2 separate regions of the Homo sapiens genome follow, and region 2 is linked to region 1. Evidence: read pairs that join two places in POLR2A ChIA-PET (ENCODE). Cell type or tissue: HepG2. All regions are shown on one strand. Links, peaks and the distances in the headings refer to the core of each region. The heading gives the core; the rest is flanking DNA.

Evidence for each region. Peaks named below come from ENCODE experiments on the same cell type or tissue, not always from the same donor. Only the 100,000 strongest peaks of a DNase experiment are listed, where the experiment ranks them.
Region 2: POLR2A ChIA-PET joins it to region 1 with 5 read pairs; 13 of 35 experiments call an interaction of 5 or more read pairs at or near these places.

What each region holds. Positions count from the first base shown.
Region 1 is chr20:62,040,647-62,045,138 of GRCh38, reverse strand. All of the region lies in intron 1 of TAF4 (TATA-box binding protein associated factor 4), which reads left to right. Among named protein-coding and RNA genes, the nearest start is that of MIR3195, 22 kb to the left of the region's middle. In HepG2, for the core only: no CTCF peak of the experiment used is centred there; DNase peaks (open chromatin) are centred at 1,588 and 1,888; H3K4me3 peaks cover 1,494 bases.
Region 2 is chr20:62,132,990-62,137,481 of GRCh38, reverse strand. LSM14B (LSM family member 14B) reads right to left here. Exons shown (of 9, transcript NM_144703.3): 8 at 4,007-4,192; 9 at 2,108-3,319. The coding sequence ends at 4,021. It overlaps PSMA7 (proteasome 20S subunit alpha 7), which reads left to right. Exons shown (of 7, transcript NM_002792.4): 6 at 56-118; 7 at 533-749. The coding sequence ends at 625. Among named protein-coding and RNA genes, the nearest start is that of PSMA7, 8.2 kb to the left of the region's middle. RefSeq lists an enhancer at 3,140-3,639. In HepG2, for the core only: CTCF peaks have their summits at 470 (motif pointing right), 2,496 and 3,367 (motif pointing left); DNase peaks (open chromatin) are centred at 471, 2,471 and 3,378.

The DNA of each region.
Region 1 (4,492 bases), core at 164-4,163:
GACTGTCTCTCCCTACCTGAGGTTATTTACCTACTCACCTGTGTTTTCATGTCGGCGTTGTGAGTTTTCTTTTCCTTGTAGTCACTAATCTGTCCAGGATTAATTTTCATGTGTCACTCAAGGTGGCCTCTTTTCTCCCCCTGGGCTGAGTGGCTTGTCCATTGCCATGTCGGACTGCTCCCTGTGCCCATGGGTCTCCTCCTGGCCTTCGCTCCATCCTGTTTGGTGCCTCTGGTGCAAGACATCAGCCTCATCCTGTATTTCCTGTCCCAGGCCTGTCTCTTCCCGGAGGAGCCTTGGAATGGCATTTAGAGGAAAATGACTCTCGAGCAGTTTCGGCAGCGCTGGGGGTGCTGGTCATGCTGGTCACATTTTTAACACAGCACATTCTCCCCCTCCTGTAAATTCTGTGAAATTGTATTTTTATCTCTTCTCTTGCACAGAAAAGCTTAGATCCTAGTAACATAAACATATTTACTTACTTGGCTTCTGCTACCCTATACTTAAACACAGATTCAGAATTACAACAATAACATGAGAGTAAAGTTTAAGGTTTCTTTGCACTCTTTGTCTTTAGAATTTATTCTTTAAGGATGTTAGATCAGTACTGTGTTCAAAACTCCACTGAAATGATCCTTTTTTGTGTTGGTTATGTTACCAATTTGATACACAATTTAGTTATGTTTTGGTTTGTTTTCAATTTTACTTTTTTTGTTTCATTTTGTATTTTGAGGGTATAAAACATTTATGTGGTTCAAAATACACATACTCGCATGCATACACACATATATTCTTTTTCTCCTATTATAACTAATGTAGCATATACGCTAATTTTTACCTTGACATTTTTTCTTAATATAATCTGGAGATCATCTCTGGTAGCATTTTATTTTAATTGAAAAACTTGAAGTTTTATGTGTAGTACACTCAGGAAATTACTCTGAATAGTGATGCTTTTCTGCATAATTCAAGCACTAAAACTTAAAAAAAATAATTTTGGAAGGAAATAGTTTAAAAAATACATATATTTTTCTCTGCCAAGGCAAAAAGCATATAATAAGCACAAGTTAGCTCTGCCTGGGAATATTGGGCTGGAGACAGGGGAGGCTCAGTCTTAAGGGAAGGCCAGGCAGGGTGGTCTTTGCATTGGTGGGAGGCTGAAGCCTGGGTTAGCTAACGGGCCCTGCCTCTGTGTCTTCCCGTCCAGCCTGCAGTGGGCTTAGAAATACTTCCTGGAATTATGTGTAAACCAGGTACAGTCGCGCGCCACTTAGTGATGGGGATACATTCTAGAAACGCATCATTAGGCAATGTCATCGTTGTGCGAGCATCGTGGAATATACTAACACAAACCTGGATGGCACAGCCTGCTACACTCTTAGGCTGTGTGGTGCGGCCCCTGGCTCCTGGGCTGTAAACCTGCATGGCTTGTGACGTGTACAGTTGTAACACGATAGTGAGTTTGTGTATCTAAACATAGAAAAGGTACAGTAAAACTAGGGGATAAAAGATGAAAAATGGTGCATCTGTGTAGGGCACTCACCATGAATGGCGCTTGCAGGACTGGGTGTTGCTCTGCGGGAGTCTGAGAGGCCTGGGACATGACTGTGCTGCTGTAGGCTCTGGGGCACTCTATGCTTAGGGTATGCTTAGGGACTATGGAATTTATAAAAACACAGTTTTCTTTCTTCAGTAATAACCTTGACTTACTATAACTTTATAAACTTAACTTTTTCAAACTTTTTGACTCTTTTGTAGTAACACTTAGCTTAAAACACAAACACATTATACAGCTGTGCAAAAAAATACTTTCTTTGTATCCTTATTCTGTAAGCTCTGTCACCCAGGCTGGAGTGCAGTGACGCAATCATGGCTTACTGCAGCCTTGACCTCCTGGGCTCAGGAGATCCTCCCACCTCAGGCTCCCGGATAGCTGGAACTACAGGCAGGCGTGGCCACCATGCCGGGCTAATTTTTGTATTTTTTTGTAGGTTTCACCGTGTTGCCCAGACTGGTCTTGGACTCCTGGGCTCTAGCGATCTGCCTGTCTTAGCCTCCAGAAATGCTGGGTTTACAGACGTGTGCCACCACGCCCAGCGAGCTTTTTTCCATTTTTAAAATTATTTATTACTTTTTAAACTTACTTGTTAGAAACAAGACACAAGCACACGTTAGCCTAGGCCTACAGAGTCAGGATCATCCACATCACTGCCCTCCACCTCCAAGTCCCGTCTCCCTGCAGTCTTCAGGGGCAGTAACACACATGGAGCCGTCATCCCTATGATATCAGTACCTTCTTCTGGACTCTTCCTGAAGGACCTGCCTGAGGCTGCTTTACAGTTAACTGTAAGTTTTAATAAGTAGATGCAGTATATTTCTGAAACAGTGATGGGAAGTAGAATGTAGTGAATATGTAAACCAGTAACATTGTTGCTAATTATCATTGAAACAGGAGAGTTCCCTGACCCGCTCTGGGTACTTGCAACAGGGGCTGTGGCTCATTTGCTGGAAGGGGAGCGTGCAGGGGAGCGTGCAGACGGGCAGGTGCAGGAGCCCGGGTGAGCCCTTTTGGGCTCCCGCCCCACAGTAGCACCTAGGGGTAGATTACAATGAATGCTCTTTTAGCAGTTGCCATTCTCAGATGGCTAAGTGTTAACCAGCTCAGCAGAGAGTCAGGCGACAGCCTTTTTCCCCCTGCCCTCTCGGTACCCGAGTCCTTGTGCGGTGTCCAGGAAGAATCAGGTCACACGGACTTGAAGGATGGCATTTGTGGGGATTTTATTGAGTGATGGAGGTGGCCTTCAGTGAGATGGATGAGCTGGCAAGGGGATGGAGTGAGAAGATGATCTTCCTCTGGAGTTCAGCCGTCCCGCAGCCGATCTCCTCCTGGACGGTGCCCAGCCAAACCCCTCTCGACATTCAGACGCTCCTTCTCTTTTCTCCTTCTCTGCTGCGCCACTTTGCTCTCGTCAGTGGAGCTTGGGGTTTATATGGGCACCAGATAGGGGCGTGGCAGGCCAGATTAGTCTTGGAAAAGGCAACATTTGGGCGCGGAAACAGGAATGCCTGTTCCCATTTAGGGCTGCAGGTGTCCAGGCTTGAGGGTGGGGCCTTTGCTGGGAAATTGCCCTCTTCTACCCAGTATTTCCTTGCCTCCTGTCTGTATCATTAGCCAGTATTCTGTATGCTACAGAATTGTATGTGGGAGGGTTTTTTTTTTTTAGGAGATAGGGCCTCACTCTGTCACTCAGGCTGGAGTGCAGTGGTGCCTTGAACTCCTGGGCTCATGTGATCCTCCTGCCTTGGCCTCCCCTAAGTAGCTGCAACTACAGCCACTGTGCCTGGCTGATGTTTCAATTTTTTTTTTTTTTAGAGAGAAGGGCTCTTGCTTTGTTGCCCAGGCTGGTCTTAAACTCCTGGCCTGAGGCAGTCTTCCCATCTCACCCGCTCAAAGTGGTGAGCTACTGCACCTGGTCAGTGTGCCATACTTTTCTTTTTTCTTTTTTTTTTGAGATGGATTCTCGCTCTGTTGCCCAGGCTGGAGTGCAGTGGCGCAATTTCGGCTCACTGCAACCTCTGCCTCCCGGGTTCAAGCAATTCTCCTGTCTCAGCCTCCCAAGTAGCTGGGACTGCAGGCGTATGCTACCACGCCTGGCTGATTTTTTGTATTTTTAGTAGAGATGGGGTTTCACCCTGTTAGCCAGGATGGTCTTGATGGGACCAGCGTCATGTATGCCGTCTGTTATTGCCAGGAGCATCATGATGTGAGGCGTGGCTGTACGTGGAGGCTGACAGTTTGAGGGTAGGGGCTCTCCTTTAAATAGAGGTTAACATGCATAAAAATTCTTGGAGGGGACATAATTTATATACAATAAAATGTCCCCCTTGTAAGTGCACAGATTGAGGATGTCTACCCCCATTTCGTTCAGCCCCCCAGAGGGTCTGCTTGTGCCCTCTGCTGTCGGCCCACAGCCCTGGACGGGAAGGTGTTCTCTGGGCCGCCTCTCGCCGTCGGTGTGGATCTGTCCTTTGGAGCGCTCAGGTCGCTGAAACCCCAGTTGTGTGCTCCCTGGTGTCCGGCTTCCTACTCAGAGTACTTGGAGGGGCATCGTGTGCAACACGTGTCCACAGTTTGTTATTTTTATGGGGAATGGTTTCTGTTTGGATGTACGCTATACATTTGCCAGCTGAGGAGTCTGGCATGTTTCCAGTTTTTGGCTATTACGAATAAAGCTTCTTTTTGAACATTTGTGTTCAAGCCTTTGTGCGAACATACGTGTAGACGTCCTTTTCTTTTGGGTAAATGTTAGGAGTGGAATCGCTGAGTCGTACGGAAGGTGTGAGTTTGGTCTTGTCAGAAACTGCCAGGCTGTGTTCCTGAGCGGCTCTGCGAATTTAGTTTCATCCGCGGGCTCAGTGCTGCTGCCGTGAGATCTTGCTGGCTCTTGGCGTGGCCAGGCTTTTCTGTTTTGCCTATTCTAGTGGGCATGCA
Region 2 (4,492 bases), core at 167-4,166, 92 kb before region 1:
CTTTTGTCTTGAATAGGGAAAGGTGGTTAATGCTCCTGTCTTCTGTCCCTTCAAGGTGGTTCAGTCAGGTGGCAAAAACATTGAACTTGCTGTCATGAGGCGAGATCAATCCCTCAAGGTAATCACCAAGTTTGTCTGCTTTCTTTACCTGTCAGTTTTCTCCCATGATCAGGGCTGAGCAGTACCAGTTCCGAAGGAAACATCATAGGGCCATTCTGTGGTTTTAACATTAGGAAAATGTCTTTCTGAGGCTCCCCATACGTCAAAGAGAAGATTCCCATCTTCCTCTGATTAGATGGTCCACGCGTGTTCTCTGGGCATGCTGAGCGGCTGCCAGTCAGATCTGCTGCTGCTGCTACTGCTGCTTAATACTTGTCTAGGTCAGGCCAGCATCCTCTTGTTTTTCTTGAGGTTCCTCTCCAAAGAGGCTGTATGAGCAGCAGTGCCAAAGCCTGGCCGCCCTCCCCAGAAGAGGGCGCTGGTTCCTTGGCACCTTGTGTGGCTTAGGTAACCATGAAGTTTTTTTCTATAGATTTTAAATCCTGAAGAAATTGAGAAGTATGTTGCTGAAATTGAAAAAGAAAAAGAAGAAAACGAAAAGAAGAAACAAAAGAAAGCATCATGATGAATAAAATGTCTTTGCTTGTAATTTTTAAATTCATATCAATCATGGATGAGTCTCGATGTGTAGGCCTTTCCATTCCATTTATTCACACTGAGTGTCCTACAATAAACTTCCGTATTTTTAACCTGTTTTTTTTTTTAAGAGAATGTGTATCTTTAGGTGCAATCACAGCAGTCCTCTCATCTCTCACCCTTCTTTTTCAACCCTGAGCCACCGTAATTGAGCTTTCCTTTCTGTTCCTTGTGGCTAAGACAGTAAGCCAGTGTGAGACACAGGTTCCTCCCTTGGGAAGTCAGAGCTGCTGCCCTGGGTCCTGCAGAGAAACCTGGCCTTCAGCAGACCTGTTTCTCTGTTGTAGACACAGAATGACTTCCGTTTGCTTTTAGACCTTCATTCTAGTCCCCTAATGAATGTATAATGTCAAGGACACAAACACAAGTAGCCCTGGGTTCATTCTGTAGAGCAGCAGCTTTGTTCAAAGCAGCTTTGCATGTCTGACTTTCATAGACCACATCTTGACGTCTGCCCCCTATGTTGAAGACTGGTTCTGGCTATTCTCTGCCCTTTCCTGTGTTTTGACTTCTAGTCCCACAGTTTAAGGCTTTTGGGTCCTCTGGTCCTTGGTTTTGGGCATGTATCTTCTAAAAAGGAGTAAAGGGGCCCAGATACATTTTGAGCTCAGCGTAAAATGTACAGTTGTCAAAACAATGAACATTTTAACAGCAAGGTCAGCTGGCACACGATAACCTGACTACCTTGCGATGCTCTGGGAGGCAATACCTGTTTCACCAAGTTCTCTAGCTGGGTGAGGACTGTGGCCACCAGTATCTGGCACACGTAACATTTATTTTTCTGCTGGTCAAGGATACCCATTACCCCCACCCAAGAAATGGGAGGGCCCCCCACTGGCAGTTCTGCTGTGGAGCCTGATGGCCACAGGCAGGTAATGAAAGGAGAACTCATGCAGCTGGTGTGTCTCCTCGTCCTCTCTGAGGGCCACTTTTAAGGTCACCTGGAAACCCATTAGACTAAAATGGGATGCTCTGAGCCTAGAACCAGCCATGTCTTTGTTTTTCTGCGTGGGTCCAGGGTGCAGCTTGCTCATGGCTGTGTAACATGCTCTACGGTGCCTGAGAACCTGAACGCTCCTGAGCTGGGGAGCTTGGAGGCAGCAGGAAGGTGGCAAAGGGGCCACTGCTTATGATACAGGTGTTATCTGTGAGCTGGGTTTTTAAAAGAACTTTGTATCCAGTTTCTGAGAGCAGAGCCATTCATCCCAGAAGGGTGGCCCACAGGGAGAACCCGGGTCTGCTGGCCGCACTTCACCCGACCAATTGGGTCAGCCACCTCGTTCCATCACCTGATGGGGCCCAAGTCTCCCCAAATTCCACCAGCCTAAGTGTGTGCTCCAGACCTGGACATGATGCAGAGGTGACTTGGGCAGAAGAGTCAACAGGATTCTTAGAGCATCAGAAAAGAAAATTTTAAAGGTTTGCATGTTTATTTATAATTACAATTTACATTACTCCAACAGAGGAGCCCCCTTGCTATGTTCTAATTCTTAGCCATTAAGTCCTACAAAAATAAACCCAAGCTTTTACAGTAACTTAATCAATACAGAACTAAAGCCTTTATAGCTATTAGAGGGGTTTAGTTACCAAGGTGCTTATTTTCGACAAAATGCCCTGTCACTCAGAGGACGCATGCGTATACTAAAGTTCTGACCCATCGACTCATGCAACAAATGTAGACCCCACCCTCCCTCCACCCACTGTTACAACACAAACACAAAACAACGATGTACAACAGAGGGGAAATATGCTCTTGGTCAACTGACCTTGCAGAAAAGACTGGCTTGTTTCCAAGTGGATGAGAACGCCAGTGTGTGGCCAGAGTCCAGCAATGACTGACCGGCCCAGGTCAGAGGCTGGCAGGGACCACAGAAGGGCCAAGGCGCTGCCGGGGCTCATCCCAGGCTCCAACCCCAACCTGGAAGCTTGTGGACACCAGGCTCTGTGCAGCAGCTCCGTGGCTAGCGTCCAGGGCCCCTGGCCACTACTCCCAAATGCTTCTAGTCCACCCACCCCTGGCCAGCCCCAACCTTGACATCACTGTGGATGCCATCAGGGTGGTCTGGTTCACTTATACAACATGATCCATGGGAAAACCCCTTCCGTGCCCTCCACCCACCCACCCCTGCCCCCCACGCCACCCTGTGCTGGCCCTGCCTGACTCCTGAGACCCCACCCTTGGCAGTGGGGTGCCAGGCCAACAGCACCAGGGGCCAGCTGGGTTACAGAGATGTACTTGGCTGCCACCTCTGCCAACAGATTTGGTTCCACTTTTAAAAGTCAAAGCTTGTCATTAAAAAAAAAAAAAAAAGTCACAAAGTAAGGATTCAGCTTTCACTATAGAAACCTTTTTGCAAAATACCAAAACCTTAGAATTAGGCTATGCGCAACTAAAAAGGAAACACAGATAAAGAGACCTCAAAGAGGTTACCCATGAATACTTCCCCAAAACAAGTGGTTCTAACTCAGACCATGTCCAAGTTCAGTTAAGTCCAAAACACAAGTAGCAGTATGGGTCTCTTCCAAACTCCGTAAACAAAGTGACCACCTCTCCCTGTAAGTGCAGCGTTTTCCTCGCGTCCTGACACACACAGCGTCAGTTATGCGCCACTTCAGTAGGAGCCTGCAAGAGATGACAGGAAGTCAAGCATCTGCTGGGATAAGCTAGCACTGTTGCCCCTGCTGGCGAGCAGGAGCCACTCAGCCTCCCTCCTGCCCCCAGAGTCAGACTGGCTACCCCCATTCTTCTCACAACCCACTCTGAGAATCCTACTTGTACAATACACTGGGGACAGGGACGCAGCTAGTGGCAGGAGGGCTAGTCTTTCCAGGGCCCACCTGGCTGTCCCGAGGCGCTGGGTGGGGTTGGCACCAGGCACCCCATGTGGGACGCTCCGCCCAAACCCTAAGGTGCCCACAAATCCACTGGGACCTGGTTAAAAATGAAGCCTCTGATTCACTTAGGGCCGGGTTGGGCCAAGACACTGGCTTTGGAGCAAGGTCTCACTTGCTGGCTTCACCTGGGTGGTGAGCCCCCAGCCCACGCGACTCCCGCACCACCTCACCTCCCATACCTGCAATCTCACTTGGAGGATGCTGGGGCCTGGATCCTACCCCCACAGATGCAGGTTGAAGTTGGCCAAGAGCCTCCCGGGTGACTCATAGGGTCGAGGCCCTCGGTTTGGCTTTGACACCTCTGGGCCTCTCTTCTTCCTGGGAAACCGAGCCTGCTCCCCACCTTCCTAAGCTCTCCAGGTGTGCCTGACCCTACACCCTCCCACCAAAGCGTCCAGAAGGTTCATCCACTCACCTTTGGCTGCACCCTCACACCCTGCCAGTCCCGGCCCTGTGGGAAGTGGGGTTGCGACGGGTGGTCCCATTGCCCCTGCCTCCTCGGAATCCGCCCCGAGAACTGCGGCCACGAAGAAACCTCCCTGACACCCCAAAGGTCTCTGTGTTGAGCTTCCTCTCTTCGGCCCACGTCGTCCGCCTGGAGCTAAACCACAGAGGAAATGCTGATTGTAGCAGGCACTGACTCCCAGGCTTCTGGCCAGGCCTCGTCCTCAGAGCGGCCCAGGGAAGGAGGGACAGACTCACCAGGGCCACTACAGGGAAGGGGCGGCCCCGTCAGCTCTGGAGCCCAGCTCCGGCACTGCAGGTGCTCCCTGCCACGTTTCCAACCAGGACTGTCTCCACAGTGGGCCGGGGATCGGGATCCATCTCTACCATCTCTGGCACCACAGGCAAGCAGTGATACTAGTTGGCTACCAAGGCAGCCGCTGTTGCTCGCTGGGCA